2 separate regions of the Homo sapiens genome follow, and region 1 is linked to region 2. A link is a loop called in an ENCODE intact Hi-C map of the cell type or tissue named here. Cell type or tissue: PC-3. All regions are shown on one strand. Each heading gives the region's core, and the rest is flanking DNA. Links, peaks and the distances in the headings are about the cores only.

Region 1 (15,449 bases), core at 2,618-10,617, 56 kb before region 2:
GAAAGTGAATCTTTTTTCTGTTTTCTCTTTACTCAGAAATTGCAAAAACAGTATGTCTAGCTTGCAGTATTAGCTCCATAAATGCATAGCAAATGCTTGTTGTCTGAATAATTGTTGGACTGAGACACTGAAGGTAGGAAATTTGGCCAAATGACTGGTGGAATTGTTCAAACCTAAAGTTCAGGGTCTTTTATAGGTACATAGATGTATATTTGAGCCCTCTCATAGGCGCGCGCGCACGCGCGCGCGTCTGTGTGTGTGTGTGTATGTTTGGGGCCCCTCAGAGGTATATATCTGGCAAAATGCAAGTCTGGTTTATCTGGCCAATGTTAATTTTGGAAAAGATTAAGCACATAGTTTAGCACTTGATGTAATACTGTGATTAGGCTTTACTGCTTTTGATTTAGATGGCTCAGAATTTTAAAAAAATTCTCTTCTAATCTTGAATGTTAGGATATTACTGACTTCACTTGAAGTTTCAAATTGAGCTATAACATATTTGGTTACACAGTGGTCTAATTTCAGGTCACTGAAGATAGGAAGAATCTGTTCTGCATCTGTTTTGCTTCTTTTTTCTTTTTTTCTTTTTTTTTTTTGAGACAGAGTCTCGCTCTGTCGCCCGGGCTGGAGTGCAGTGGCGTGATCTCGGTTCACTGCAGCCTCTGCCTCCTTCAAGTGATTCACTGCAACCTCTGCCTCCTGGGTTCAAGTGATTCTCCTGCCTCAGCCTTCCAAGTAGCTGGGATTACAGGGGCCTGCCACCAAGCCCAGCTAATTTTTTGTATTTTTAGTAGAGACGACGGGGTTTCACCATGTTGGCCAGGCTGGTCTTGAACTCCTGACCTCAGCTGATCCTGCCTCGGCCTCCCAAAGTGCTGGGATTACACGCATGAGCCACTGCACCCAGCCTGTTTTACTTCTTAAAAGACCTTGCTGGGTTGTGTGTCTGCAAGGGGCACGCAAGTTGAGGATGCTGTTTATCATATTGCATGTGGTTGTTGTAAGTTTTGAGGACATCTGTCTTGTTATCACCTATGGAAGTTAAGTCACTTGGTTAGAATTTTGTAACTTCTAAAAGGCAGAGCTCACCTCAGTTTGTCTTATAGAAAGCCCATGCTTTAAATCACCTACAGTGTCCTGTGGTTTATAGGTGTCATTTTTATAGCTAATTGGTGTCAGGCTCAGATATCTTTGACGTTCAAAGCCACTGCTAGGTCAACCAGTATTTCTCCTATTGTCAAGAGCCATGAGGCATTTCTTGCTTCAGGAGACTGATGTGGCTGTAGCTACTCAATGTCCATAAACATTAAGAGATCTTGTGCTGCTTTTATTCATTGTTTTTCCTTTACAGTATCTATGTGTGCCTACTTGTGTGCATTTTACAATACAAATAGCTTCTTTTTGGAAATACTTCCAGAACCATCAAACAAGGTTTTTTATTTTTTATTTTTTGAGACAGGGTCTTGCTCCGTCTCTTAGGCTGGGGTACAGTGGTGCAATCTCAGCTTACTGCAACCTCTGCCTCCCGGGCTCAGGTGATCCTCCCACCTCAGCCTCCTGCGTAGCTTGGGACTATTAGGTGCACGCTGCCATGTGTGGCTGATTTTTCAGTTTTTAGTAGAGACGGGGTTTCACAATGTTGCCCAAGCTGGGAACATAGTTTTTATAATCATTTCTATGGCATGAAACTTTAGGTGGAGTCTCTTTAGAAATACTTCATTCTTGCTCTCCCTCCATATTTGGAGATTTGTTAACTTGTTCTTTCCTTAAGTCATCTTGGGTTGATGCAGAGGTGTGTCTGGAGAGGAAGTACTGCCAAGAAAAGCATGGAGTTAGAGTTGTCAGGAAAATGGGCTGGAAGCACCTCCCTCACATGATAACTATAGGATGCATGCCTGTTTCCTAAAACCAGTTCCTAAAGAGAATATATTTTTAAGAGGCAGGGTCTTGCTCTGTTGCCTAGGCTGGAGTGCAGTGATCTGATCTCCGCTCATGGCAGCCTTGAACCTGTAGGCTCAAGCAATCCTCCTGTCTCAACCTCCCAAGTAGCTGAGACTGCAGGTGTGCAACACCATTCCTGGCTAATTATTATTTTTATTTTTTGTAGAGATGGGGTCTTGCTTTGTTGCTTGGGCTGGTCTCAAACTCCTGGCCTCAAGTGATCCTCCCATCTTGACCTCTTAAAGTGTTGTGATTAGAGGTGTGAGACACCATCCCCAGTCTCCAAAGAGAATAATTTCTTAAACCCAGCTTTACGTTTGTCCCAGAGATATCTCATCCTGAAAGATTCCAGCATCAGATAAGCTTGGGTAATGCTAAAGCCCTGGATTCCCACTTTGAAGATTCACATTGGAGGTTCATGTTAGCTCTGGAAAGTTCTGAGAAGCCTTGAGAAAAGAAATCAGGCTGTGTGTGTGTGTATTTAATCTAACATTTCTCAAATTCCTAGACTGTAGAACCCCTTCTTCCCCTTTCTTGGGTGGAAAGTTTAGTAACAGGAGGAACATTCCTGGGTAAATATTCTTCCAAGCTGTTGGTGTCTTTGATGAAATTAATGAAAACTGAGAGAGGGCCTTGTGAGGAAGACTCAGAGGGTTTCATCCATCCTCTTCTCAATATAACATAATGATTGATATACTGATGTAATTAATTCTCTTTCTCTGTGTTTTTTTCCTGTTTTCTGTTTACTCCAGGAAGAGAACTTTTAAATGAATTGATTTTTAAAGTCAATGATGGTGGGCATTCTGTGAGTGATCACTGTGGGGGATACTTTCAGACATATTTTTTAGATAAAAGGACTGTGTTTCAGAATTCCAAAAGTGTTTTAAGTGAATTTGGTATCTAGTGAGAATTGTTTCATGATTAGCCAGTGGCATCATTTTGGAGGATGAGAACAGCTGTGATACCTGTGCAGGGAGCCTATTTGTCCACTCCCTCAATTAATGGGAGAGGGCCAGGGTCAGGGTCGGCTGGAACAGAGAATTGCTACTGTCTGTATACTAGGACATGGCTCTGGCATGGATGACCTAAGCAAGCAGGTTTATTATGATTCCAGTAGGATTAAGTATTGGTGGGAGGAGGATAGGGTGATATAGGGAAGGCATCCCTGCTCACATAAAGCAGAGTTTTTTAACCTCAGCACCGTTAGCATTTGGGGCTGGATAATTCTTGGTTGTGGGGAGGGCTGTCCTGTGCGTCTTAGGATGTTTAGCAGCATCCTTGACCTCTACCCACTATATGCCAATAGCATGCCTCCTCCCCCAAGTTAGAACAACCAAAATGTCTCTGGACATTGCTAAATATAATTGGTGATAGGTCATCCCAGTGGAGAGCCACTGACTTGAAGCCTTGTAGTAAGAACAATACTTCAAAACTTCAGGGGATGAAAATTGCAAAAGAAAGACCTCTGTTGAGGGAAGCAAGCCAGTCAGCCTCGTGGACCTGTGAAATCCCCAGAGAAGTAGGTTACCTTCAGCTACTAGTTTTCTCTTCCATGTTTTCTAATGCTGGAAGTCTCAAAAAGTGTTTGCAAATATTAATATTTTAAATTTAGTGCTTAAAATTTAAAAACTTGGCCGGGCACAGTGGCTTACGCCTGTAATCCCAGCACTTTGGGAGGCCAAGGCAGGCAGATCACCTGAGGTCAGGAGTTCAAGACCAGCCTGGCCAATATGGTGAAACCCTGTCTCTACTAAAAAATACAAAAATTAGCTGGGTGCGCTGGGCGCGCTCCTGTAATCCCAGCTACTTGGAGGGCTGAGGCAGGAGAAGCGCTTGAACCTGGAAGGTGGAGGTTGCAGTGAGCCAAGATTGTACCACTGTACTCTAGCCTGGGTGACAAAGTGAGACTCCGTCTCAAAATTTTTTTTAATTGACAAAGTAAATGAGAAGAAGCAGCGACTATTGCTGATAGTTCGGAGCATTTCAGGGACAAAAGCTTCTGTGCAGGATTTAGGACCTAACGCACAAAAATGTGGAAGGCTTATTCAGGTGACAAAGGAAAATTGCTTTGAAGTTATTCTTTTTCTATACTCAAAACATCACTTCTAATGTAGGAAATCAATATTTTGAAGCTACAGTTTTTAGAGATGCTACTAAAAAGCATGGTACTTACAAAATGCCAAAGGAATGCTTCTAAAGTTGGTATGAGTTTTCCTCCCAAACCAGGAATCCCTTGTTACTAGTATTCACACAGATAAGTAACTTCTTAGTTTTGAAATATTAAAATTCATCAAACATGCTTCATTAAGGGAAAAAAAGGCAGTTTGTATCTAAACAGTAAAGAAATTTATAAATTTTTTCTTGTTTTCTCATTGTGAAGCTATTTGAATAACCCGTTTCAAGCAAAAGTTATCATGGATTTTCCTGAGGTTTATTAAAAGTGACAGGTTTAGCCTAGACCGTTTCAGTATTTCTATAAACTCACTGATGAATCAGTAAGCTACCAGTACAAGGGTTTTTTTTTTTTTTTCTTTTTTTTTTGAGATGGAGTTTCACTCTTGTTACCTAGGTTAGAGTTCAGTGGCATGATCACGGCTCACCGCAGCCTCCGCCTCCTGGGTTCAAGCGATTCTCTTGCCTCAGCCTTCCGAGTAGCTGGGATTGCAGGCATGTGCCACCACGCCTGGCTAATTTTTATATTTTTAGTAGAGACGGAGTTTCTGCATGTTGGTCAGGCTGGTCTCGAACTCCCGACCTCAGGTGATCTGCCCGCTTCAGCCTCCCAAAGTGCTGGAATTACAGGCATGAGCCACAGCGCTCAGCTGGGTGTTTTTTTGTTTTTGTTTTTTTTAGTTAAAAGAACGTATAGCCAGTGGAAAACAGAGCTTGTACAAAAGTACCTTTGACAGAATTGCCAGGATTGATGATTGTAGGAAATTTATTATTATCTTCATTTACAGATATACATTATGACCTTCAAAGTTTGTAGGAAATTTAAATTTCCACCTCCTGCCTTTTGTGCACATAATGAGATTTTGAAAATGCAAACCTACACTTATGTGGATGAATTTTGAAAAAATTCTTTTTAGTGTTAGAAGAATACAGTTGGACTGGGCATGGTGGCTCATGCCTGTAATCCCAGCATTTTGGGAGGCCGAGGAGGGTGAATTACTTGAGGTCAGTAGATTGAGAGCAGCCTGGCCAACATGGTGAAACTCCGTTTCTACAAAAACACAAAAATTAGCTGGGTGTGGTGGCAGGCACCTGTAATCCCAGCTACTCAGGAGGCTGAGGCAGGAGAATCACTGGAACCCGGGAGGCGGAGGTTGCAGTGAGCCGAAATCGCATCATCGTACTCCAGCCTGGGTCGAGACAATGTCTCAAAAAAAAAAAAAAGTTGGAAGTAGAGAGTAAAAGCTCAAAATTTCCCTCACCCCGTTTCATAGCCTTTTAAAGCTGGGGGTCAGGATCTGTGGTGGCATCCTTCTGAGCCTTTCTATGAATTTTACTTTATTTCTTTATTTTTTTTTGAGACGGAGTCTCGTTCTGTCATCGCAGCTGGTGTGTAGTGGCGCCATCTCAGCTCTCTGCAGCCTCCGCCTCCCAGGTTCAAGCAATTCTCCTGCCTCAGCCTCCTGAGTAGCTGGGACTACAGGTGTGTGCCACCATGCCCAGCTAATTTTTGTATTTTTTTTTAGTAGAGACAGGGTTTCACCACATTGGCCAGGCTGGTCTCGAACTCCTGGCCTCAAGTGATCCTCCTGCCTTGGCCTCCCAAAGTGCTGAGATTACAGGCGTGAGCCACTGCACCTGGTCCTTTCATTCAATTTTATGTATCTAGGAATTTTACGTGTCTATATGCTTAAATATAAAAACGTATGCTTATTTTATTTTAAGGTAGTGTATGTATTGTTTTGTGACCTGATTTTTTTTTTTAACTTAATGTTCAATCTTGATTGTTCCACTTCAGTACTTACAGTGACTCTAACCTCACTTTTAATCAGGGCATGGTACTCCATAAAAAAGGAATGTGCCAAAAACGATGTGAATGCACTTAACACTGTTGAACTGTGCATTTAGATATGGTTACCATGGTAAATTTTATGCTATGTGTATTTTTACCACAATCTGAAAAATAAAGGATGTACCATGATTGTTACATAATCGTTTATGTACCATTGTCATGGATATGTACATGATTTCTAGTGCTTTGCTATGTTACAAATAACTGTGCACCAAACGTTTTTGTACATGTGATCCTCAATTTGGGAGATTTTATTTCTGTGGTTTAAAACATTGCCTCTATGCCCTGAGATCAATGACATGTCATCCAGATATAGCACATAGAGGCCTTGCCCATTTTTCTTCAGGAATAACTAGGGGAAGAGTAGGTTTTTTTCTATATGGATTTTTAGAATTTATTGGTTGTGGGTATGCTATTAGAGAGAGACTATCCTGTAGTAATCTCCTTAGTTGGAGATGTTCTTTCATTAGCTTGTAATCTCAGTAGGTTCCTGGGCAAGCCCTGCCCAGAGCTCATTTTCACTTGTCCTTTACCAGATACCTGCAGGGATGGTCAGCTCTGGTAAATTACCTGGTTCCTAAGGCTTTTCTGGCGGTGAAATGAAGAACACCCTGAGGGAACACAGGCAGATGATGGAGTTCTGATAGCTTTGTTAGGTGGCTTATTCCGCAACACAGTTGCGTAGGGGCCCGAGGGGCCCTGGGCAGAACCCAGGCCTTCTGGTCTCCTGCAGTGGTTTGGTATTTAGTAAACTCTTCTGTGTTTGAATTTTTCTGTGCAGAACCACGGTTTTGAAATGCTAACCTGAGGGCAGTCTTGCCCTTTAAATGTACATTTTGTTTTCTGAAGAGAAACATGGGGCAGGTATTTTTGGAGGCTTTATATATTCAGTAAGTAGATATTCCACTGTTCAAGAACCTTCACGCTCACAGCAAGTCAGCACAATTCTGTTTTTGACTTTTGAGCAAGAAAAGGAAAACACTGGTCATGTGAATTGGCTGGAGTTGCTTAATTTGGTTATTGTTCGATGCATATTTATTTCCGGGGTGATGCAGCCCTCTGCCTCTCATGTGTTTGGGGTCAGTTGGGTGGTCTGGTGGGAGAAGAGGGGAAGAAAGAAAATGGGTAGTCTGCTGCATCATTGTGTGACCTGTCATCTTCCACCTGGGCTTAACACAAAACCACAAACCAAAACAGAACCCCCACGCTCACAGGAGGGACCGTCATGCAGGACTAGGCAGTATTGCTGGTTGTGGTTAGTGTCCTCTTCCCAATCCTAGGGCCTATCTGAAGGCTGGAGACCACACCGAGTCGGGGCGAGCTGCGGTCAGTGCCACTTCCTGAGGAAGTGACTGAGGCAGCCGGGCTTTGTGAAAGCTGCTTTATCCCTGCGTCCCCCGGGGCAGAGGGGAGCAGAAATAATATGCCAATGGCTTTTCCTGCGGAATTAAAGGAGCCCTCCCCAAACATCTTTTTATTAGATTAGAGCTTTGCGTTCATAAATTATTTCTAACTACTCTCCTATTCTAGTTCTCAGAAAATGGAAGGAGCAGAACTTCATATCTTTAAGGATTTTCTGGGATTATGCTCTAATCTAAATTATGAAAACTTGATATATTTTAAAGGAATTTACTCAGTTGAATAATAAACCACAATCATCATGAGTATTTTATTTTATATAGGCAGACAGTATAAAACTTTTAGATAGTTCATTAATAAAGGAAAATTGAACATTTTGGAACTTTCATGTGATTTTAGCAAACTGCAAATCAGTCAAATATTAAATCCGTTAACTCCATGTGAAAGTAAAGAATCACTTAGAATGTACAATGTCACGTTTTCTAATTTTATAAATATAAAATCAGATATTTTTCTTGTAAGTTTTCTTTTCAGAAATGAAAATATGGCCGGGTGCAGTGGCTCACGCCTGTAATCCCAACATTTTGGGAGGCCAAGGTGGGTGGATCACCTGAGGTCAGGAGGTCAAGAGCAGCCTGGCCAACATGGTGAAACCCTGTCTCTACAAAAATACAAAAAATTAGCTGGGTGTGGTGACGCACGCCTGTAACCCCAGCTACTTGGGAGGCTGAGGCAGGAGAATCGCTTCAACCTGGGAGGCGGAGGTTGCAGTGAGCCAAGATCACACCATTGCACTCCAGCCTGAGCGACAAGAGCGAAACTCTGTCTCCAAGGAAGGCAAAAAAAAAATTATATATATATATATATATATATATATAAATTATATATATATATTTTATATATATATAAAATTAATATATATAATTTATATATATATAAAATATATATAATTTATATATATAAAAAATTATATATATAAATTATATATATAATTTATATATATATAATTTATATATATATAATATATATTATATATATATATTTTATATATATATATATATATATAATTCATACAGGCTGAGTATCCCTTATCCGTAATGCTTGGGACCAGCATTTAGGTTTTTTTGTTCCAGATTTTGGAATATTTACATTATACTCACCAGTTGAACATCTCAAATCTAAAAATCCAAAATTTGAAAGTTCCAAATGAGCATTTGAGTGTTAATTTGGCACTCAAAAAGTTTAGGATTTTGGAGCATTTCAGATTTAGAATATTCAGTGTACTTCTCCCCCAGACCTCTTACAAATCATGTTTTCTCTTTCCGTGATTTTCTTTCTCTCTCTTTTCCAAGCATTTTAGATATATATGCCTAAGTAGTTAACACATAGAGTTAAAAAGCTCTGAAGTTAGCTAGATAGAGGTGAATAAACCCTCCCTGGGCACTTCCTGTTTCCAGGTAACTGCCACAAATAAAGAGGGATGCTTGTTCCAGGTGTACCTGAAATTTATCAGGTTGTCTTTCTTGAGCCATATAACACATATCCATGTACTTGTACTTTTTCTGTAAAATACAGTTAGTAAGAAAACAGCACTTATATTAACTTGTACTTTCTACTTAAAAGGATATTTTTCCAGAAGTGGAGTGGGTGTTTAAGAAATACAAACTCTTGGCCGGGTGTGGTGGCTCATGCCTGTAATCCCAGCACTTTGGGAGGCTGAGACAGGCGGATCACTTGATGTCAGGAGTTTGAGACCAGCCTGGCCAATATGGTGAAACCCCCTCTCTACTAAAAATACAAAAATTATCCCAGCTACTCGGGAGGCTGAGGCAGAAGACTCTCTTGAACCCAGGGGGTGGAGGTTGCGGTGAGCCGAGGTCACGCCACTGCACTCCAGCCTGGGTGACAGACTGTGATTCCATCTCAAAACAAAAAACAAAAAAACCCCAAAATTTGGCTAGGCGCGGTGGCTCACGCCTGTAATCCCAGCACTTTGGGAGGCCAAGGCAGGATCACCTGAGGTCAGGAGTTTGAGACCAACCTGGCCAACATGGTGAAACCCTGCCTCTACTAAAAATAAAAAATTAGCCAGGTGTGGTGGCATGCACCTGTATAGTCCCAGCTACTCAGGAGGCTGAGGCAGGAGAATCGTTTGAACCCGGGAGGTGGAGGTTGTGGTAAGCCAAGATCGCGCCACTGCACTCCAGCCTAGGAGATGGTGAGACTGTGTTTAAAAAAGAAAAAAAAAAATTAGCTGGGCATGGTGGCACACACTTGTAATCCCAGCTACTTGGGAGGCTGAGGCAGGAGAATCACTTGAACTCAGGAGGTGGGGGTTGCAGTGAGCCGAGATTTTGACACTGCACTCCAGCCTGGGGAGGAAAAATATATATATATATGAGTTATATATATATACACACACATACATATATATATATACACGTATATATATAACTCTTAAGTAAAATTAAGTACCCTGGTTAGTACTTAACTGTTACAACTGGGTTTATCTAAATATTTGCTCTTCTTCTACCCAGAGGGCCATTATTGTGTCTTTGACTCCAGTTTGATCCTTATTCTTTTTTTGATATAAAGGTGGTTCCATCATTATCTCCTTAATGACTTCTGGGTTTCTTTTTTTTAAACCTTAAACTGTACCTGGTATCTCCTTGCCAAAATCCCAATGACCCCGCATTGCTCTGTTACAGGAATTCTTTTCCCTCTGTCCTTGCACTAACTGCCGCCCATTTTTTTTTTTTTTTGAGAAATTTAAAAAGTAAGGAAGGATATGTGAATTACTTATTAAGTACTACCTGTATTCTCACCAGTCACTGTAATATGACTGTATGCCCAGTCTGTTCCCTCTCCCCTTCTTTTTCTCCATCCTGCCCTCTAGCTTCTTCTTCCTCCTCCCCCACTCCACCTCTTCCTCTTCCTCAGACCTCTTTACCTCTTCTTCCCGGTAGGTAAATGGTTCCTCTCCTTCCTTTTTTTTTTTCCTTCTTAAACTATTTTTTTAGATATGGGGCCTCTGTCATCCAGGCTGGGGTGCAGTGATGCTATCATAGCTCACTGCAGCCTTGACCTCCCGGGTTCAAGTGATCCTCCCACCTCAGCCTCCTGAGTAGCAGGAACTACACGCATGCCACCGTATCGGGCTAACTGGGTTCAAGCGATTCTCCTGCCTCAGCCTCCCGAGTAGCTAGGACTACACACGTGCGCCACCATGCCTGGCTAATTTTTTGTAATTTTTAGTAGAGACGGGATTTCACCATGTTAGCCAGGATGGTCTCGATCCCTTGATCTTGTGATCTGCCTGCCTCGGCCTCCCAAAGTGCTGGGATCACAGGCATGAGCCACTGCGCCCGGCCTCTCTCTTTCCTCTTAAAAGGAACCTGGAGGCCTGGCCTGGTGGCTCACGCCTGTAATCCCAGCACTTTCGGAGGCTGAGGTGGGTAGATCACTTGAGGCCAGGAGTTTGAGACAAGCTTGGCCAACATGGCGAAACCCTATCTCTACTAAAAATACAAAAATTAGCTGGGCATCATGGCGCATGCCTGTCATCCCAGCTACTTGGGTGGCTGAGGCATGAGAATCACCTGAACCCAGGAGGCAGAGGTTGCAGTGAGCCGAGATCATGTCACTGCACTCCAGTCTGGGTGACACAGAGAAACTGTCTCAAAAATGAATGAATGAAACCTGGGACGCTTGTACTTACGAACATTTAAAAAAATCAGGTAAAATGGATCATGCTTTGTAAGTGTGATTAAAAAGACTTTTTACTGTTAGTGTTGGTCTGTGTTCTTGCATGTGTTTTAAGCTTTTTACCTAAAATAGGAATTTATTTATAATGAGTTTGACTGAGGATCTCTTAGAAAGTTGGTTAACCTTCTCTGTTCTGACCAGTCCTCGTTTTGTTGTTGAACGTGCCATCCTCTTTCCCACCCTGGTGTGATACTAAGTGCCAGCCTATGCCAGTCTGCCCTCCCTCCTAAAGCTGGATAAACTCCTGGGTTCACATTTACCTTGAGTTGGGGGAAGTAGTTTATTATTTGGAATAGAACATTTCCTTCAGGCCAAGATCCTTTAGGAAAATGAAAGTAAAAGTGCTAAAATACCAGCCCCCACTCACCCATAAGCAAGGCTGGTTTACTGTGAAATCAAGAATATATAGTATCTTGATGGATAGAGTGACAGAAGGTATTCTTGGAGACATTTTAAACATAAAAATTATGATTTAAGCGCATGAGTAAATTATTTTAATGTCTCCATTTCTCTCATCTTTCATTTTATCGTGAGTTAAACATATATCTTCAGGATTTTAAAGCAAAAGAGTGAAACACAACACTGTGTCTCAAAGGGTTTTTTCTTTTTTGTTTAAGAGTTATTTTTGTAAGAATTTATGAAGAAAGGTTGTTCTTGTGGTTACTTGCTTTGGCTTTAAACTCTCTTTGGAGAATATCACAATCTAAATTTAAAGGGTACTCTTGAAAACACTGTTGAATTGACATGGAGTGTCTGATTTGATGGAAGCCCCGTAGACCTGGAACGGTATCTGGGATATGTTACTGAGTGTGAAAATGCCTATATATGTGTATGTATATTTATGCTTATGTATGCATTTAGAAATCTGTATCCCAAATGTTACCAGTTGATCTCTGGTGAGGAGGCCTCCCAGAGGCCTTTGGTTTCTGTTGCTTATACTTCTGGGTGTTAGAGCATTGGCAAAGAGCACGTAATACCCATAATAAATTCCAGGAATGAAAGAGGTACATTTGAACAAAGGGCAGCCTGTCGTCTAAATAAAGCGCTTCACAACGATGCTACTTTGGCATTCAAGTTTGAGCAATTGTGATGCAGAAGCAATGTTCGTGTAGAGATTTTGAATCTAAGAGGTTCTGTTGGCTGAAGGTTCCCCAAGTGGGGGCGTGGCAGAGACAGGAGGGGAACATTACTGCAGTAGAACTCATACAAGAGAATTCAGTTTTCTGCTGCTGGTGGGTGAAATGATGAGATCTGTGACTGCTGTTTCTGTAGTACTCTGCAAAGAAAGTCCCAAGGAATGCTTGTCAATTAACTGAGAGCAAGTCAGTTACTCCAGATTATCAACTCAGCAATTTCTGATTTGTACTTTCTTTTTTTTTTTTTTTTTGAGATGGAGTCTTGCTCTGTCACCCAGGCTGGAGTGCAATGGCGCGATTTCAGCTCACTGCAGCCTCACCCTCCCAGGACCAAGCGATTCTGCCTCAGCCTCCCGAGTAGCTGGGATTACAGGCGTGTGCCACCGCACCCAGCTAATTTTTGCATTTTTAGCAGAGGCGGGGTTTCATGTGTTGGCCAGGCTGGTCTTGAACTCCTGACCTCAGGTGATCTGCCTGCCTCGGCCTGCCAAAGTGCTGGGATTAAGGGCGTTATGTACTTTAAAGAATAAAAAAAGAATAATTAGAAGTGTCTGTGAGTTGATTTAGAAATCAATGAATCTCTTGCTATTATTATGTTAATAGTTTGCTTTAGAAATGAGATAACTAGTTGCCTGGTGCCTGGCGTGGCGGCTCACACCTGTAATCCCAGCACTTTGGGAGGCTGAGATGGGTGGATCGCTTGCCCAGCCTGGGCAACATGGCTGTGGCGAAACCCTGTCACTACAAAATACCAAATATTAGCCGGGTGTGGTGGCTCGTGCCTGTAATCCCAGCTCTTGGGAAGGCTGAGGTGGGGAGGATCGCTTGAGCCTGGGAGGTTGAGACCACAGTGACTCGTTATCATGTCACTGCACTTCAATCTGGGCGACAAAGCAAGACTCTGTCTCAAAAAAAAAAAAAAAGAAAGAAATGAGATAATTGGGAAGCTATGTGAATTTTGGACCCACATGCTTATTATATTGATCTGTTAGGACTGCTTAAGAGCTAACTTGTCACCTGTGAAATGGTTGGCTTGATATTTTGATATTTAAAGGTTTGCCTTTTGCTTCTCGTGGGTACAAGCCAGAGAGAGCAGTGGTTACATGGGGGTAGAATGGTGACTCGTTTTTACCTGACTGTGGATCAGCTGGGTGGTTCCTGAATCTCACTGGGCTCATTGTGGCTCTTTGCTTGTCCTGTATTTACTGTCTGTGGTAGTGAGATAGAAGAACCACCATGTTCTTCTGGTTCTAGACTCAAACTACAGGGAGAAGGAAGAGATGTGTCTGGCATCATTTCCGTGTTGGAGTAACTTTGTGGTAGATTGCTGTGGCCTTTCTTTGTGGCCTGCCACTTGTCTTACATTCTTCAGAGCATTTATGCACAGGAGCATAAATATATGATTTTCATCTTGCCATTGAAAGTAGACTTTCCGGCCGGGCGTGGTGGCTCATGCCTGTAATCCTAGCACTTTGGGAGGCCAAGGTGAGCAGATAACTTGAGGTCAGGAGTTTGAGACCAGCCCGGCTAACATGGTGAAACCCCATCTCTACTGAAAATACAAAAAAGTTAGCCGGGTGTGGTGGTATGCACCTGCAATCCCAGCTACTCAGTAAGCTGAGGCAGGAGAATCGCTTGAACCTGAGGGGTGGAGGTTGCTGTGAGCTGAGATTGCACCACTGCACTCCAGCCTGGGTGATAACAGCGAGACTCCATCTCAAAAAAAAAAAAAAAAAAGAAAATAGACTTTCCTTGGTCTAGGAAGAGTTTAAATAATGGAATAAGTGAAAAGGATGTTCTTACTAATCAAATCCAGTAAACCATGGCTCGTTGTGGGTATTAATTTGCTAGGCTTTATGAATATTGACCTCCTTATTCTTCCCTAAGGAAGTAATTAATCATTTGCCTTTTGTGTGGTCTTGATCTTCCTTTTATGCACCTTGTTTTCATTAGACTTGAAGCCATCCTCGATTTTCAGGCACTACTTGGCATTTTACGAACAAACTACCCTGTCAATTTTTCTAGATATTTTAGCATATTTTCTAGGTTAATGTTGTTGTCTACTTGGAATATTTAGAGATTAATGTACATGAACATTTTGGGAGCTGGACATGGTGGCCTGTAGTCCCAGCACATGGGAGGCTAAGGCAGGAGGATCATGTGAGCCCAGGAGTTTAAGACCAGCCTGGGCAACATAGGCCTTGTCTCTGTAGTTTAGAAGAAAAAGCATTGTGGAACTCAGAGAAAAGTTACTATCCCACAGGAAGAGCCAAAAGAAATTGTGCCTGAGCCATTCTCCTTCTTTTCCCCTTATCCCTGTGGCACAGAGCCATTGGCAGAGGCTCTAATTGGGCTTTTCTGTGTAAATTGTTGCTAAAGTTTGACCTAAATCGGCTTGCCCAACTTCAATTTTCTGCCAGGGTGCCAGTCACAGATGGTATTGGTGGCCCTCCACTGAGCAGTAGCTGCGTCGTCTTCTAGATGCTTGCAGCCTCTGTCTCACGTTTGGCTGCAAAGGAACAGACGCATGTCTTTAAGGCAGTATTTCCCAAAAGGGCACGTACACCTCCCAGATGCTGTTAGGGAAAAGAGAGTCCAGAGGTCAGATAGATTTGATAAGTATTTTATGCTCTAGCCCTTCTTGGCGATTCAAAATGTGCTTTAATATATTAAAGCTCTCAAAATGGGTTGGGGATAAAGATTTGGGGAACTCTTGTGGCAAAGAAACCAGTTTAAACTTTGTTTAACCATTTGACCCTAAGATCTCCTTTGTTCCTAATGTCTACAAACATTCTGGGAGACAGTGACGGACGGGCCTGCCTGTTGGAGCTGGCTGAGGCTGGCTGCCAGTCTATATCGTACGTGTCTCTTCCCAGCTCCACCAGGACATCTTGTTAGTAGCTTGAAATGTATCCCAGTGGGAGGATCTAAGTCACAGAAATGGGCAAAGGCTAAAAATCGGGGCTCCCCACCCCTCACACTCCTTGTTGCTAAAGGTTGCTAGCCTGTTGCTGGTATTTATCAGCCCATTTCCCTAAAGGTGTCATAAGGGGTGCCAGACATTAGAATACAGTGCATTTCTCAAATCTTCACTTTCTTTCTTTCTTTCTTTTTTTTTTTTTGAGATGGTCTCACTCTGTCGACGAGGCTGTACTGCAGTGGCATGATCATAGCTCACTGGCAGCCTTGAGCTCCTGGCCTCAAACGGTCCTCCTACCTTAGCC
Region 2 (15,449 bases), core at 2,755-10,754:
CCGTGGCCTTGTCATGTTTTTTGCTCCCTTTGGCTCTATAGTTACTCATTTTCAATGTGTCTTTTCTTTAGCCAGATGAGTCTAATGTAGCAGCATGGTTCCCACGCCTTACTTTGTCTCGTCTTGGTGCAGTGTGCCTTGCTGTCTCTCCTCTTGCTCATATTACATCTCCCAAATACTGATGGGTCATCCCTGGCTCCTGGTTAACTTGGTAAAAGTTATATATTGATAAAAGTCAAATATTTTTTCTGAATTTTCCTGCCTCTTGATACACTGGACTGTATATCTAGAAAGGGGAATGGTTATAGGATTTTATACTGTAAATATTTTTTTTAATTCAAAAAATAAAGAAACTTTATTGCTATCCAGAATAGGACTTCAGGATATTACGTATTTCTTAGTAGACAGGATTTTTCATAGCATTAAGATACTGCATGAGCCGTTTGAAGTCTGCCTTTCTTTGTCTTATTTACATCCCCCATTGGCCTCTGTTGCCCCCTGAAATGCCTCTTCTTCCTGTAAGCAGATGTTTTATGACTTTTTAAAATACCCTGCTTTCGTTTCTTACATTAAGGAGGGTTTCCCTTGGTCTCCATGGTGTTCTCTGGATTGAGTCATAGCCACTTCCTCTTGCTTCAAAAAATTCCATCTTTATTTTAGATACTTCCTTTTTATTTGCTGTACATTAAACCTTCCTCTCACTCCAAGTGACTTTAGGTAATTATTGCTTTTCTCTGTATTCCTTTTTGTCCTTCCTGGTTCTTTTGCTCTTTAAACACCATCTTTCTATCCTTCATGGGAAAATCTTCTGTTTATAGTTTATGGTGTGGTAGGTCCTTCAGTTTCATTAATTACCCATCTACTTTTGTTTTACATAATCTTCCTCTTTCATGGGAGTTGTAGGCTTCTAGGTTTGGGAAGAGCTAAAAATGATCTATTTTAATTCTTCTCATTTTACAAATGAGTAACTGGCCCAGAGAGGAGCATTAACCTGTTCAAGACAACTCAGTAAGTTAACCCAAAATAGTTTCAATATGCTTAGGTGGCTCTATTGCCTGAAATACCAGTTCAAGTAGATAGGCTAGAGAGGCTGTCCTTTTATTCTCTATTGTTATTTAGTGTTTAAACATAGCTGTTGCTGAACATAATGCCTTCAGTCACTGGAAATGCTAATGCGTTAGTTATGATTTTAACAGAATGCTTGCAAAGCTTAAATAGAATGCATACAATCCAGAACATGCCACTCCTGTGTAACTTCGGAAGCATCTCCATGATTCAGAAGGGAGGTTCTAAGAATAGAAGCATCTTAGATTGTCATAGAAGTCTTTGGACACTGCCCCCCGGAAACCAGGCCCTGTCTGCAGTCTTCCTTCCCTGGGTAGCTCACATCTGGGAGCACATATGTTCAGTTGTATTAGAGGTAAATTTCTGGAGACTTTTGTACCTGCAGAGAGACCACTCTTAAATAGTTTTCAGGTGTGAACAAGGAAGACTTGGTCATCAAGTGGAGGTGTAAGTGTTGCTTAGAGTCTTTGTGTGAAAAAGATGAGATAGAGGAGAAATGTATCTTAGATTTAAAGTTTGTCTTTGTTGGATTATATTTGAGCAGGGAATGAGCTAATTGTGAGATTACTAGAAATTCATAAAGTAAGGAGGTTAGCTAGACAATTTTTTTTAGAGATGCTGAATTTTCAGAGGTTTGTAATTCATGCAATTTCTTAAACAAATGCAAGTGTACTTAAATTTATTTTCTAGGAGACAAAACACCTAGGTGGTTGACCTTCTCTATCCTGTGGACCACCATGAACCCCACATACATTGACCACATCAGTGTGTACCAGGAAACAGTGGGCCGAGGCCTTGGAGCCAGAACTTCTTTGTTCCTCTCTGCCCCTCTGTTCTTGGCATGCAGGTTTAGACACTGAAGATTTCTTCCATTAGAAATGCTATTTGGGTCCTGGAGATGGGTAGGAAACTCAGGGCCCTGGTGCCAGAATCCAGCATATGTAACCTCTCCAAAAACAGTGGTCTGGAGATTTGACATCCATTCTTAAAAATGTTAAAGATGCTCCAAAAATAGACCATTTGAGTTTTATTTTTCTTCTTCATGATCTTTTCTCTTAAACATATAAAAATAGGCTGGGCATGGTGGTTTACACCTATAATCCCAGCATTTTGGGAAGCTGAGGTGGGCGAATCACTTGAGGCTAGGAGTTTGAGACCAGCTTGGCCAACATGGCGAAACCCCATCTCTACTAAAAATACAAAAAGTAATTGGGCATGGTGGTACACACCTGTAATCCCAGCTACTTGGGAGGCTGAGGCACGAGAATTGCTTGAACCTGGGAGGTGGAGGTTGCAATGAGCCGGGATCACACCACTGCACTCCAGCCTGGGCGACAGAGCGAGACGTTGTCTCAAAAAAAAAAAAAAAAAAAAAAAAAAAAACCCATAAACAATTAAGTTGATTTATAATAGGAAAAAAACTAAAATATACTTCCGAAGGGCCATTAAAAACCTAAAAGGGCTATGAAAGTGTGTTCATCTCACCCAGTTTTTGCAGTTACACGTGTGTTATGGTCTTGTGCTAATGACCGTGTGTTTATTTTTCTAACAGATGTGTGCATTGCAATGTTGTGTACTCTGATGTGGCTGCTCTGAAGTCTCACATTCAAGGTTCTCACTGTGAAGTCTTCTACAAGTGTCCTATTTGTCCAATGGCGTTTAAGTCTGCCCCAAGCACACATTCCCACGCCTACACACAGCATCCTGGCATCAAGATAGGAGAACCAAAGTAAGTCATACCGACTTTCAAGTTTTACTCCACTGCTTTATTAGCAATTTAGAAGCAAGGTAGTAGTCGTTCTATTGAATAACATTTACCAAGATCTGAAAAATTATGCAGCTATGCCAATTTTGATGCTTTATGAAATACAGCTCATAGCTCATCCAAATCTTTCTGTTCTTTCCAGGTAAAGACCTTGTCCAAAAACGTTACCTATTATTTATGCTCTTGTCACGAATTTTTGCTCAACAAGTAAATATTTATATTTTTTTCTTAAGATGAATTTTTTTTTTTTTTTGAGACAAGAGTCTCGCTCTGTCGCCCAGGCTAGAGTGCAGTGGTGCGATCTTGGCTCACTGCAACCTCCGTCTCCTGGGTTCAAGCGATTCTCCTGCTTCAGCCTCCTGAGTAGCTGGGACTACAGGTGCATGCCACCACTCCTGGCTAATTTTTTGTATTGTTAATAGAGATGGGGTTTCAAGGTGTTAGCCAGGATGGTGTCGATCTCCTGACCTCGTGATCCACCTGCCTTGGCCTCCCAAAGTGCTAGGATTACAGGCGTGAGCCACGGCACCCAGCCTCTTAAGATGATTTTTGACAACTCCTAGGAAAACTATTTTTTAGAAACCCTGTCATCTTTAAATTTTTCCATAGTTCCTTTTTTATAGGGTACACTTTTGCTTAAAAAGTAATATTTTTAAGATGAAGGCAACTTAAGACACTGGTTACTGAATTTAACTTCATAGCCAGTATAAGTCCCTGATTAGTAAATTTTTTTTTGCCTTAATCTTGCTCTTAATTTGATTGATTTTTGCTTTGTGGAGTCTTTAATAATGAAGCGGTTCTTTAGCAAAAAGGGGCTGCCTGCCTGCAGTAGGGGCAGCTTAACAAAGAGGAGGGAGTGTGGGCACTGGAGCCGGTCGGAATCCTGCCACCCACCGGCTGGGTGACCTGGGACCTGCACTGTCTCAGCGGCCATCTTCTCCCCCATGAAGTGAGGGTCCTGCTTAAGTGAGGATGAGATGAGATGATGTATTTAAAATGTGTAGCACAACAGTGCCTGTGTCTGGAGCATGGAGGGCTCTGTCAGCATTAGTTCCTTCCTGTGTGTCTTCGCTCCCTCCTTGTGCACACAGCACTGGATTAATGCTCCTGGTTGTGCTCCTTTTATTCCTGGATTAGTTATCGCAACATAGAGTTTGATCATTACAAGAAGCTAGATTTGCTGTCCAAATCTGTTGCTGTGTTTTTGCCCATAACTCCATAATTAAGGAAGTATTAGGGGGAAGATACACAGCTATGCCATATTTTACACACACACACACACACACACACACACACACACACTCTTTCTCTCTCTCTCTCTCTCTCTCTCTCTCCTGGCTTTTGTTGAAACATTTAGTTTTGGGGAAATGTGATTGAATACTACAGAAGTGACTGTTTTATCAAAAAAAAAAACATGTTGAAGTTAAATTTTATTTTAGTAGGACCTTCATTCTGATCTTTGTAGGTTGATCCCAAAATGAAACACATTACAAATTAAGGAATCCATACATGTCTTGATGTCTTGACTCTGAAGATGGGGATTAGTGAATTTTAGTGTCTTCAGTTTTCAGGACTGTTAGACTTGTGGGTACTAATGTAGCCTTTCCCCCTGGGATGAATACAGTTTTTATTTGGTTCTTTATTAAAATAAATAAAATTTGATTGTCAGAAATGTGTGTGACATCTGGAACAGTAGTTGTTACCTCAGAATGTAAGGAAGCAAATGATTAAAATAGGCTAAAACAGTTTTCTTCAAATTTGGGTATTGTATAGAAAACAATTATTCCAGTGGTTTCTTTTCTCTCTCTCTCTTTTTTTTTTTTTTTTTTTTATGAGACAGAGTCTCATTCTGATCCAAACTGGAGTGTGATCACACCTCACTGCAGCCTTGACCTCCTGGGCTCAGGTGATCCTCCTGCCTCAGCCTTTCTAGTAGCTGGGACCACAGGTGCACACGCATACCACCACGCCTGGCTGATTTTTAAGTTTTCTGTAAAGATGGGATTTTGCCGTGTTGCCAAGGCTTGTCTTGAATTCTTGGGCTCAAGCAGTCCTCTCAAAGTGCTGGGATTGCAGGTGCGAGCCACTGCACCCAGCCCCAGTATTTTCTTTTCTTTTCTTTTTTCTTCTTTTTTTCTTTTCTCTTTTCTTTGTTTCTTTTCTTTTTTCTTTTCTCTCTTCCCCTCACCTCCCTTCCTCTTTCTTTCTTTTCTTTCTTTCCATCTTTCTTCCTTCCTTTTCCTTCCTTCCTTCCTTCCCTCCTTCCTTCCTTTTCTCTTTTCTTCTTTCCTTTCCTCCCTCCCTCTCTCCCTCCCTCCCTCCTTCCCTCCTTCCCTTCCTTCCTTCCTTCTTTCTTTTCTTTTCTTTTTTTCTACCCCCGCCCCCCCCTCAGTCTCGCTGTGTCGCCCAGGCTGGAGTGCAGTGGCACGATCTCAGCTCACTGCAAGCTCCACCTCCCGAGTTCAAGCCATTCTCCTGCCTCAGCCTCCTGAGTAGCTGGGACTACAGGCGCCCACCACCACGCCTGGCTAATTTTTTGTATTTTTAGTAGAGATGGGGTTTCACCGTGTTAGCCAGGATGGTCTCGAACTCCTGACCTCGTGATCCGCCCACCTTGGCCTCCCAAAGTGCTGGGATTACAGGCGTGAGCCACCGCGCCTGGCCCCTCCCTCCCTCCCTCCCTCCCTCCCTCCCTTCCTTCCTTCCTTCCTTCCTTCCTTCCTTCCTTCCTTCCTTCCTTCCTTCCTTCCTAAGTGCAAGCCTAAAAATAGGTACTGTATTTTAAATTATAAAAATGAAACAAATTTGTAGAAGAAGTGGTTAACAAAACTCCAAAGCCAGTGAAAGATAAGTTAATCGCATGGATTCAGTGTGAGGGCTGGTCTGGCTGCCTGGAGCCCTCACCCGCAGCCTGACTGTGGCAATGACGGCTGCTGCACCAGCTCTGTTGGGCCCAGTAGGCCTGTACTGCAGTGTTCCCGGAGATAACCCTCCCTCACCCCCTTTTCCAATTAAAACTAAGGTAAAAGCTTTCATCCTGTGGCTGTTTGGCCTACATTTGACCCAAAGGTTTCTTTTGGCATTAAATCCATCTCTATTCTGTTTACATAAGTCCAAAATGACTAAATAGTCCCAGCTCAGGCAGTGAAATTCCCCAGCAGTATTTGTTTAACAGGTGGTTATACAAATAACATAAATGTATGCAAATGATTTGCATTACTTTTTTAAATGATCAGTGTTAAAATAACCTCTCACCCGTTTTTCTTAGAGAACATATGGATGTATGAAAAAATACCCAGCATCCCAGTTCAAAAAGCATGGCACACGATTGTTGTTTAATTTACTGCATTTACTCTGTGCTGGGTACTGTTGTAAGCACTTTGTTTCTTGTTTTCCAGTGTGTGGGCAGGCATAGTACCCTGCTGTTTAAAAGGAAACTCTGAGTACCCCTTAATCTTTTCTGGATAATTTGAGATCATTTTGACTGTCCATTACTATATCTTTTTTTTTTTTTTTTTTTGAGATGGAGTCTCGCTCTGTCACCCAGGCTGGAGTGCAGTGGCGCGATCTCTGCTCACTGCAACCTCCGCCTCCCGGGTTCTCGCCATTCTTCTGCCTCAGCCTCCTGAGTACCTGGGACTACAGGCGCCCACCATCACGCCTGGCTAATTTTTTTGTATTTTTAGTAGAGCCGGGGTTTCACCATGTTAGCCAGGATGGTTTTGATTTCCTGACCTCGTGATCCACCCACCTCGGCTTCCCAAAGTGCTGGGATTACAGGCATAAGCCACCGCGCCCAGCCTTTTTTTTTTTTTCCTTTTTTTGAGATGGAGTCTCGCTCTGTTGCCAGGCTGTAGTGCAGTGGCGCAATCTTGGCTCACTGCAACCTCCAACTCCCTGGTTCAAGCGATTCTCCTGCCTCAGCCTCCTGAGTAGCTGGAATTACAGGCACGCGCCACCATGTCCAGCTAATTTTTGTATTTTTAGTAGAGATGAGGTTTCTCCATGTTGGCCAGGAGGGTCTCGATCTCTTTACCTTGTGATCCGCCTGCCTCAGCCTCCCAGATTGCTGGGATTATAGGTGTGAGCCACCATGCCTGGCCTATATCTTATGGTAATGAAGTTTTGTGTCTGCTTCTATTTTTTCCTTGACTGCTGATTAACAGCAGTTTCTTTTGCTGTGCCTTCCTTTTATTTGCAATTTCTAAATGTATGTAAGTGGAGAAATGAGAACTTCAAAATAAGAATTGTATAAGAGACAAGAGTTTTTGAACATGTTCCTGAGAAGTAAAACACGCAAAATTAGAATAGCAGCATGAGAGAGGAGTATGGAGTCAGAGGAAGCTGAATTTGAACTTTAGCCCTAGAATCTGTTTAACACCAAGCAGATTATCTAGTCTGCTAAGTCCTGGTGTCCCATCTGTGAAATGGCAGCAGTGTCATCTACCTCACTGTGGCTGTGGGGATTAGGTGTATGACGCGGAGGGTGGTGCTTTGCCCCTAGTTGGATTCAGTTGATGGTAATGTAGGAGGTTTATGGCAGCAATTTCAAAGCTTGGAGTCTTTTATTTATTTGTTGTGACACCTGTTTGAAGTATTCTGGAGAGTTTGTTGCTGTAAATTTGACCTGAGTATGGGTATTTGGTTTTAGCTTTTTATTCTTTTCTCTTTCTCCTTCCTTTCCCGCTCCCCCTCTCCTCCTCTCTCTCTTCCTTCTTCTCCTTCCCGTACTGGCTTTGTTGTGGTGTAGTCACCCTGCTACTCATCCGATCTTGCATTTAGGATTAGGTCCAGACTTCCAGGTTTGGCTTTCAAAGCCCTGCACAACTCTAAAGCACCCTCTCTGGCCACTCCCACACCCCTGGGAGTCCAGCTACACTGGGGTTCTCACTGTTTCCTAGCACACGGTGCCCAGTAGACCCCTGCCTTTGTGCAGAGTGGTCTCTCCATCTTGAATGCTGCCCCTCCTCTCTGCCTGGTAGCCGGTCTCCCTGGGGATTTTCCATTTTCATTGGAGAGTTTGCTCCATCCTCAGATTCTGCTCCTAAAAGACATGTCTGTGAGGTTTGTCGTATTTGGACTTTAAAAAAAAAATCAGCTGCAGTTTGTAATGGATTTTATCCTACAAAAAAGCTGGAAGAACATGGAGAGAACGCATGCATCTTTGCATCTTTTTCCCCCAGATTCCTCGGTTGTTAGCGTTGCAGTCATTGGTCTGTCTCCCTCCCTGCTTTGTATTTAGGAGGAAAGGGGGACCATGATGTAAATGCTTTGGTGTGTTCTGCTCTCTTCCACAAAAGGAACTTGTGTAAGTAACCTCCGTGCAGCCCCCCAGTCAGGAAGTCATTGTTGATTACAATACCATCCAATTCATTGACTTCATCCAGATTCCTCCCAGTTGTTATGCGTGTCTTTCTCCTCTCTGGTCCGAGATCTTATCTGGGTGTACATTTTGGATTTACTTGTGCTGCCTTATCAGTGTCCTTCCGTCTGAAGCAGTTGCTCAGTGTCCCCTGTTCTCATGTCTTTGGCCGTCCAAAAGGGGACCCAGGCCTCTCCTGTGGCTGACCCTCACTTGGTCTGTCACTGCACTGTCATTGCTGGACTCAGGCATGTGCTCTTGGTGGCAATGCCTGGGCCGTGATGCCATGCTTTTCTCAAAGGATCACTCTGGGGGCAAGGGCGACATCCACCTGTCTTACAAGGTAGTGGTGATGCCACCCTTCATCATCGAGGCGAGGCAGTTTCTCCATTATAAAGTCACCATTTTCCCTTTTATATCTGTTAGTATTTTGTGGGGAGGGATTCTAATATTACACCAACAACCTGCTCAGCCTCCTCAGAATGATAGCTACGTAAATAGATGGTCTCCTGTTTTACACTTCCTGTTGTTAAGACAGCACGTCCAAACAACAGAATCCCTCCCCAAAGGAATGTAGCATGAACAAAATGAGCTGTGGCATAGCTGTGAAATAGTGATTTCTCAAAATGTGAAAATTGAGTTCTCAGCAATTTCTTAGCCTAGCTAGTAAATCTCAGTTCTTTTCTTGAGGCTATCCTTATTTATTTATTTATTTTTTTTTTTTTTTGAGACGGAGTCTCCCTCTGTCACCAGGCTAGAGTGCAGCAGCGTGGTCTCAGCTCACTGTAACCTCTGCCTCCTGGGTTCAAGCGATTCCCCTGCCTCAGCCTGCCAAGTAGCTGGGACTACAGGTGCACGCCACCATGCCCTGCTAATTCTTTTTTGTATTTTAGTAGAGACGGGGTTTGACCATGTTGGCCAGGTTGGTCTCAATCTCCTGACCTTGTGATCCGCCTGCCTCGGCCTCCCAAAATTCTGGGATTACAGATGTGAGCCACTGCGCCCGGCCAAGTCTATCCTTTTTAAAACAATTGTCCTATGCCAATTACAGAAAAAACAGGAAGTAGAGACAAACAAAGCAATAAAAATACATATACTATCATCCAGCAGAGATGCTGACAATCCTATGCCTTCTCTTTCTTTTCTATGCCCTTTAAAAAATGTGATCATACCATACATTCTATCTTGTTATCTTCTGTTTTAATTTGCATGAAAATCTTTCCATGCCATTGGTATAGGTCTGTGACATCATTTTAAAAAATCTTCATATAGTTTTTTTTTTTTTTTTTTTGAGACACAGTCTTGCTCTGTTGCCCAGGCTGGCGTACAGTGGCGTGATCTCAGCTCACTGCAACCTCTGCCTCCTGGGCCCAAGCGATTCTTGTGCCTCAGCCACCTGTAGCTCCCACACCCAGCTAATTTTTTGTATTTTTAGTAGAGATAGGGTTTCGCCCTGTTGCCCAAGCTAGTCTCAAACCCCTGAGCTCAGGCAATCCACCTGCCTCAGCTTCCCAAAGTGCTGGGATTACAGGCATGAGCCACCATGCTGGCCTAGTTTTCTATTTAACCACTTATTTATACTCTTGGACATTTGGGCCGTTCACAACACTAAGCAGTTTCAAACAGGGAGGAAGTGAACATCTTTGTCACACCTGCTACGGTTAATGATGACAAATGATTAGTATACAACATTGTGCTGCATTGTACGGCCCCGAAAACCTTGTCTGCTTCTCAACACCCCCTCCCCCAAGGGTACTTGTGCTCTGCAGTAAAGTAACTAACATCTCAAGACCTTGTAAAAACAGGCCAATCCAGTTAAACTTATAAATCTTACGGGGAAAAAGAGAAAAAAGTTACATCTGTAACTTTGGACAGAGAATTGCACAGTGAGGTTTGAAGCTACATGGGAAGTCCTCTCTCAGGGCCCTGAGAGAGGGAAGGCAGGTGGTTTTAGGAGGCATTCCGTTCTTCAACTTTGCCGTAGGAATGCCAGGTAAAACCTCAACTTCTCTCTTTTCATTTCTGACCCTCACATCCAGTCAGCTTTTCTCTGACCTTTTCCTAAGCGGCTCCTTAGAATTCTTTGTGCCCATTCTCACAGTTCTCCAGAGGAAATACAGATGCCCATAGGCCCTCTCCTATGTGCCAGGGTGACCCAGAGCAGTGACTAAAAAATGGTGACCTGCTGCCATCAGAGCTGTTCTCAAATGACCGAACACACATCCATTGGAGGCAGAGGCCGGCAGCAGGGTAGACGCAGCCCTTTACCCTCTCAAGACATCTCGTGCCCTCGTTTCAGTAGAGAGTGTGGATGGGCAGGAGGGATTATGTTCAGAAGGTTCAGGTCTGCTGAATTCATTTGAGGAGGCTGCTTGTTAGTAACATATTAGTCATGGAAATAGTTTGTAGGAGACAAGTGAATATTTTAAGTCATTTAAAGCGTAAGAAACATTCAAGCATTGTTGAAATAACAGTGGTATCGATTTTATTTTCTGTTTCTTGATTTTACTGTATATTTGTTTACTGGTGTAGGGCTTCCTGTGTTAAGAACAGGTATAGAAATATTGACATTCAAATGTAAAATTGCTACTGACTCTAAATGAAAACTTTGGAGTTGAGTAGGCCTATTTAGTTTATTAATCAGATTAACATTCTTTTCCAAGTTAGGGTATCATCATTGCCTTGTCTGATCTTAAAAAAAAAAATCTTTAAAAAAAAAGGATGCTTTTGCTCTGTGTTAAAGTAACATGAAGACTTTGTACAAACATGTGCCAGTTATAGATTTGTGAATAGTAAAATGGTCATTAATTTAGATTTCTAAGTAAATGTAGCTGAATGCATCTTTACTGAAAATGTTAAGGTTGATCTATGGTTGAGTAATGCCAGTTGTCTTCAAAAGTTTGTTTCAGAGCTAATCGTTGTTCTATTTATTGTGTTTGTGTGTTCTCAATGTGCCTCTGCCTCCCAAGTTCTTCAGCTATAAAGTAGCAGATCCTTTGACTTAAAGAGGCTGACTGACATGATCTCGCTGCACTCTTCTATTTTAGAATAATATATAAGTGTTCCATGTGCGACACTGTGTTCACCCTGCAAACCTTGCTGTATCGCCACTTTGACCAACACATTGAAAACCAGAAGGTGTCTGTTTTCAAGTGTCCAGACTGTTCTCTTTTATATGCACAGAAGCAACTTATGATGGACCATATCAAGGTGTGTGTGCATCTATCCTCTACTTTAAATGAATTGCAGATCCATTCATTGGTCATAAATCAAGGCTGAGCTGCAGGTGACTCTAAAGCATGCCTCACTGTCGAGGGAAGGGATGGATGCTGGTCGTTGTCAGTGAGCAACTTACATGCTGTCATCATGTGTTCACTTGACTGTGGTGCTTTTCATTCAGGAGTCCTGATCTGCCTACTAAAGATTAGTGAAAAGGAACCAATGTCTGCCCTGATTTTAAAAGAGTAAAAAAGTACTAAGTTTTTTGTTTTTTGTTTTTTTTAATATGTGAAAATGATGACTGTGAAGTTTTCCTTTCCTTTCCTTTTTTTTTTTTTTTTCTTTTTGAGACAGAGTCTCCCTCTGTCTCCCAGGCTAGAATGCAGTGGCACGATCTCAGCTCACTGCAACCTCCGCCTCCCAGGTTCAAGTGATTCTCCTGCCTCAGCCTCCCGAGTAGCTGGGATTACAGGCGTGTACCACCACACCCGGCTAATTTTTATATTTTTAGTTTCACCATGTTGGCCAGGCTGATCTTGAACTCCTGACCTCAGGTGATCCGCCTGCCTTGTCCTCCCAAAGTGCTGGGATTATAGGCATGAGCCACCGCGCCTGGCCGAAGTTTTTCTTTTCTTGAGAATTCTGTAAGACTTAGAAACAGACAAGGGCTCTGAGGAATTATGCTAATTCACACAAATATTGGTATATTTAGAAAAATGAAGGTTTTTTCCCTTGAAATTATTTAAGCAGTTAGGTTTGCATTGTAATTAATGCCCCTAAACCTTTTAGTTTCTTTTTTTTTTTTCTGTAAAGATTGCATTGTAAATGGACTGTTAAATATCTAGGATATAGTATGGTACCTGGCACCTGGTGGTGTTCAGTTAATGAAATGAATAAATATCCAGTGTGGACTGTTTTACTCTCCAACCCCCAAAAGGGGCACAGAAATCTATTTATAGCCTTTTAAGCTTACTAAGGCCAGTGCTTAGTTCTAGCTGCTTAACTGTCCACTGTAATATGTTAAGCATTTTTTTTTCCTTGTGTGATTAGGAGATAATATCCATTGGCTTTCAGAGATTAAAATGACTTACTTTTTAAACAGAGAAACAAGAGACCCCATATTATCAGGAACTCAATCTCTTTCTTTTAGTTTTGCTCTTTTAAAAATACATTATACAGGCTGGGCACGGTGGCTTACACCTGTAATCCCAGCACTTTGGGAGGCCAAGGTAGGCGGATCACTTGAGACCAACATGGTGAAACCCCGTCTCTACTAAAAATACAAAAATCAGCTGGGCGTGGTGGTACATGCCTGTAATCCTAGCTACTTGGGAGGCTGAGGCAGGAGAATCACTTGAACTCAGGAGGCAGAGATCTCAGTGAGCTGAGATTGTGCCACTGCACTCCAGCCTGGGCGACAGAGCAAGACTCCGTCTCAGAAACAAACAAACAAAAAGTTACACAAAAAAGGTCAGTTTAAAGCGCAAAGTCCCTGAATTATTCTAGTCTCATGTCAGCTAAGTGCCTGGATTATGAATCCTTGACATTTCCTGTATTAAACATGTGTGAGTTCATATAGAGTAATTGCTTAATGCAAATGAACATCTTGGAGATTCTCTCCTTCCAGGCAAGGTAAAGATAGTGGTGGTGATGGCATTACTTGGGTGAATAAAAGCATGGGAGATGCATTTCATCATTCTCATTTGAAGTACAGTAAAACCCTCTTAAGATACTTTAACTATTTTAGCTAAAATTACATAATTATTTTGACAATAAATATCTATTTAATGAAACACCAGGAAGAATTTAAAACTGCTAATAAAAATTTAGGGATGTTGGAATTAAACCAAAATATTTTAACATACTACATGTGTGCCAACAACAAAGAAAAGAACAGTTGCTTCTTAAGAGGCTTTTAAGGTATTTGGTTTCTAGAACTCATCTTTGCATCTGGAAGTCGGGTCATCGACTTTGTGGTTAGGGTCTTCCTTGTGTTAATAGTGAATTTGGAGGAATACAAGGTTCCAAGAAATAGAAACTGAAGAGGGGTGGTAAAATCCTGTGGCCACAAGGAGGAAAGAATTGTTATTCATCTTAACCTATGCAAGACTACATGATACGAAAACAGTGGGAATAATCACTTATGTTCTCATTTCATGTATGTTCTATGCGTTTAAAAATATTATCCTGCATTTATATGTTTGGGGTTGGGTAAGCATAGTTTTAGGGGCATACTGTTTTTTTTTTAATTTTTAAGATAATCTATTTAGCTCTTGTTATTTATTTACATTGCCTGTGCTATGCAGTTTTTCATGAGGAAGGAAGAGGAAGTGGAACAGGCACAAGTTTTCTCCACATACATATTCACTTAAAGATGGGCTCTTATTTGCCCAGTTTAATCCAATTTGTGTCATTTTCTTCTCCTACCAAAATATAAACTTGTAGGACCTCCATGTTGACATTTATATTTAAACTTTTGAGTTACAGACACTCATTCAAATTAATTATTGTTATAGGAGCTAAGGAAAAATCAATTTGAAAAGAAATAAGTTGTTTCTTTATTTAAAAATGACAGTATGAATGAATGAATGAGGCATGTCTTGCCATGTTGCCCAGGCTGAACCTCTGGTCTCAAGTGGTTTTCTCACCTTGACCTTCCAGAGCGCTGAAATTATAGGTGTGAGCCACCATTCCCAGCTGACATTTGCTTTTCAGAGTCTTTTTTTTTTTTCTTTTGAGATAAGGTCTCACTCTGTTGCCCCGGTTGGAGTACAGTGGCATATCAGGGCTCAAGGCAGCCTCCATGTCCTGGGCTCAGGTGATCCTCCAACCTCAGCCCCCCGAATAGCTGAGACTACAGGCATGCGCCACCACGCCTGGCCGATTTTTGTATTTTGTATTTTTTGTAGAGACAGGGTTTCACTAGTTGTCCAGGTTGGTCTTGAACTCCTGGGCTCAAGTGATTCTCCTGCCTTGGCCTTCTGAAGTGCTGGGATTTACAGGCCTGAGCCACTGCACCTGGACTTAGTAGTCTTAATTTTACTTGCAGTGTAACTTGTTGCTTCTTTTCTGTAATTTCTGTAGCACTTTAAGGTTATCTTACAGAAGAATATTTTAATATTTTATCCTTTCTTCAGCTTATCAGTTAGTAAAAATGCATTTGCCTAGAAACTTATGAAAAGTTGCTAGAGGGTTTTAGGTTTTGTTTTCTTTAGGTTTTAAATAGTTAAAAATGGAAAAACTTAGCTTCTCTTTTGACAAAGAGCAATGAAACACAGAAGCCTTCTGCCCTGAGTGGTGGGCATGAAGCAAGGCATAGTTTTTGGCTATCAAGAAATCATGTCTTGCTCCAGATTTTCTCTTTGCAAAGAACATGGTTAGACAATCACCTCAGCCCTCGCCCTGTTGTTTTTTTTTTTTTTTTTTTTTGAGATGGAGTTTTGCTCCGTCGCCCAAGCTGGAGTGCAGTGGGGAGATCTCTGCTCACTGCAAGCTCCGCCTCCCGGGTTCATGCCATTCTCCTGCCTCTGCCTCCCAAGTAGATGGGACTACAGGCACCTGCCACCATGCACGGCTAATTTTTTGTATTTTTAGTAGAGACGGGGTTTCACCGTGTTAGCCAGGTTGGTCTCGATCTCCTGACCTCGTGATCCACCTGCCTCGGCCTCCCAAAGTGCTGGGATTACAGGCGTGAGCCACTGCGCGTGGCCCACCTCAGCCCCCTTTTATGGGCCACTTTCACTGTTGCCTGTTTGGGTAGACCTTGTGACTTCAGCTGGTGAGAAAATGATAGAACCCCTGTTTCCCTCTGGTGAAAAATGATGTTGAGGAAGGTTAGCTAGTTCTTGGCACTGTTTAGAGAAGACCTTGCCTTGAGAAAATGTGATGGAGAGTGTCCTGAAGGAATGGCTTCTTTCTTAAACATCCAAGAAGGAATGTGGAGCTGAGGTCTATCAGTGTGAGTCTCTGTGACCCAGGGGAACTCGGATGTGTGAAAGCCTCTTAGGAAAGATTTTTAATGTTGTCTTTCTGTAGATT

Evidence for each region. Peaks named below come from ENCODE experiments on the same cell type or tissue, not always from the same donor. Only the 100,000 strongest peaks of a DNase experiment are listed, where the experiment ranks them.
Region 1: it touches region 2 in a loop (1.9-fold over the local background); 2 of 110 quality-filtered maps call a loop at or near these places.

The regions. Positions count from the first base shown.
Region 1 is chr18:58,880,524-58,895,972 of GRCh38, forward strand. The region is part of intron 2 of ZNF532 (zinc finger protein 532); the gene reads left to right. Among named protein-coding and RNA genes, the nearest start is that of ZNF532, 23 kb to the left of the region's middle. RefSeq lists enhancers at 8,793-9,293, 9,294-9,794, 11,883-12,709. In PC-3, for the core only: no CTCF peak of the experiment used is centred there; a DNase peak (open chromatin) is centred at 7,248; H3K4me3 peaks cover 829 bases; H3K27ac peaks cover 1,747 bases.
Region 2 is chr18:58,936,828-58,952,276 of GRCh38, forward strand. ZNF532 (zinc finger protein 532) reads left to right here. Exons shown (of 10, transcript NM_001375912.1): 5 at 2,618-2,794; 6 at 11,240-11,402. Among named protein-coding and RNA genes, the nearest start is that of ZNF532, 80 kb to the left of the region's middle. In PC-3, for the core only: no CTCF peak of the experiment used is centred there; a DNase peak (open chromatin) is centred at 5,944; H3K27ac peaks cover 715 bases.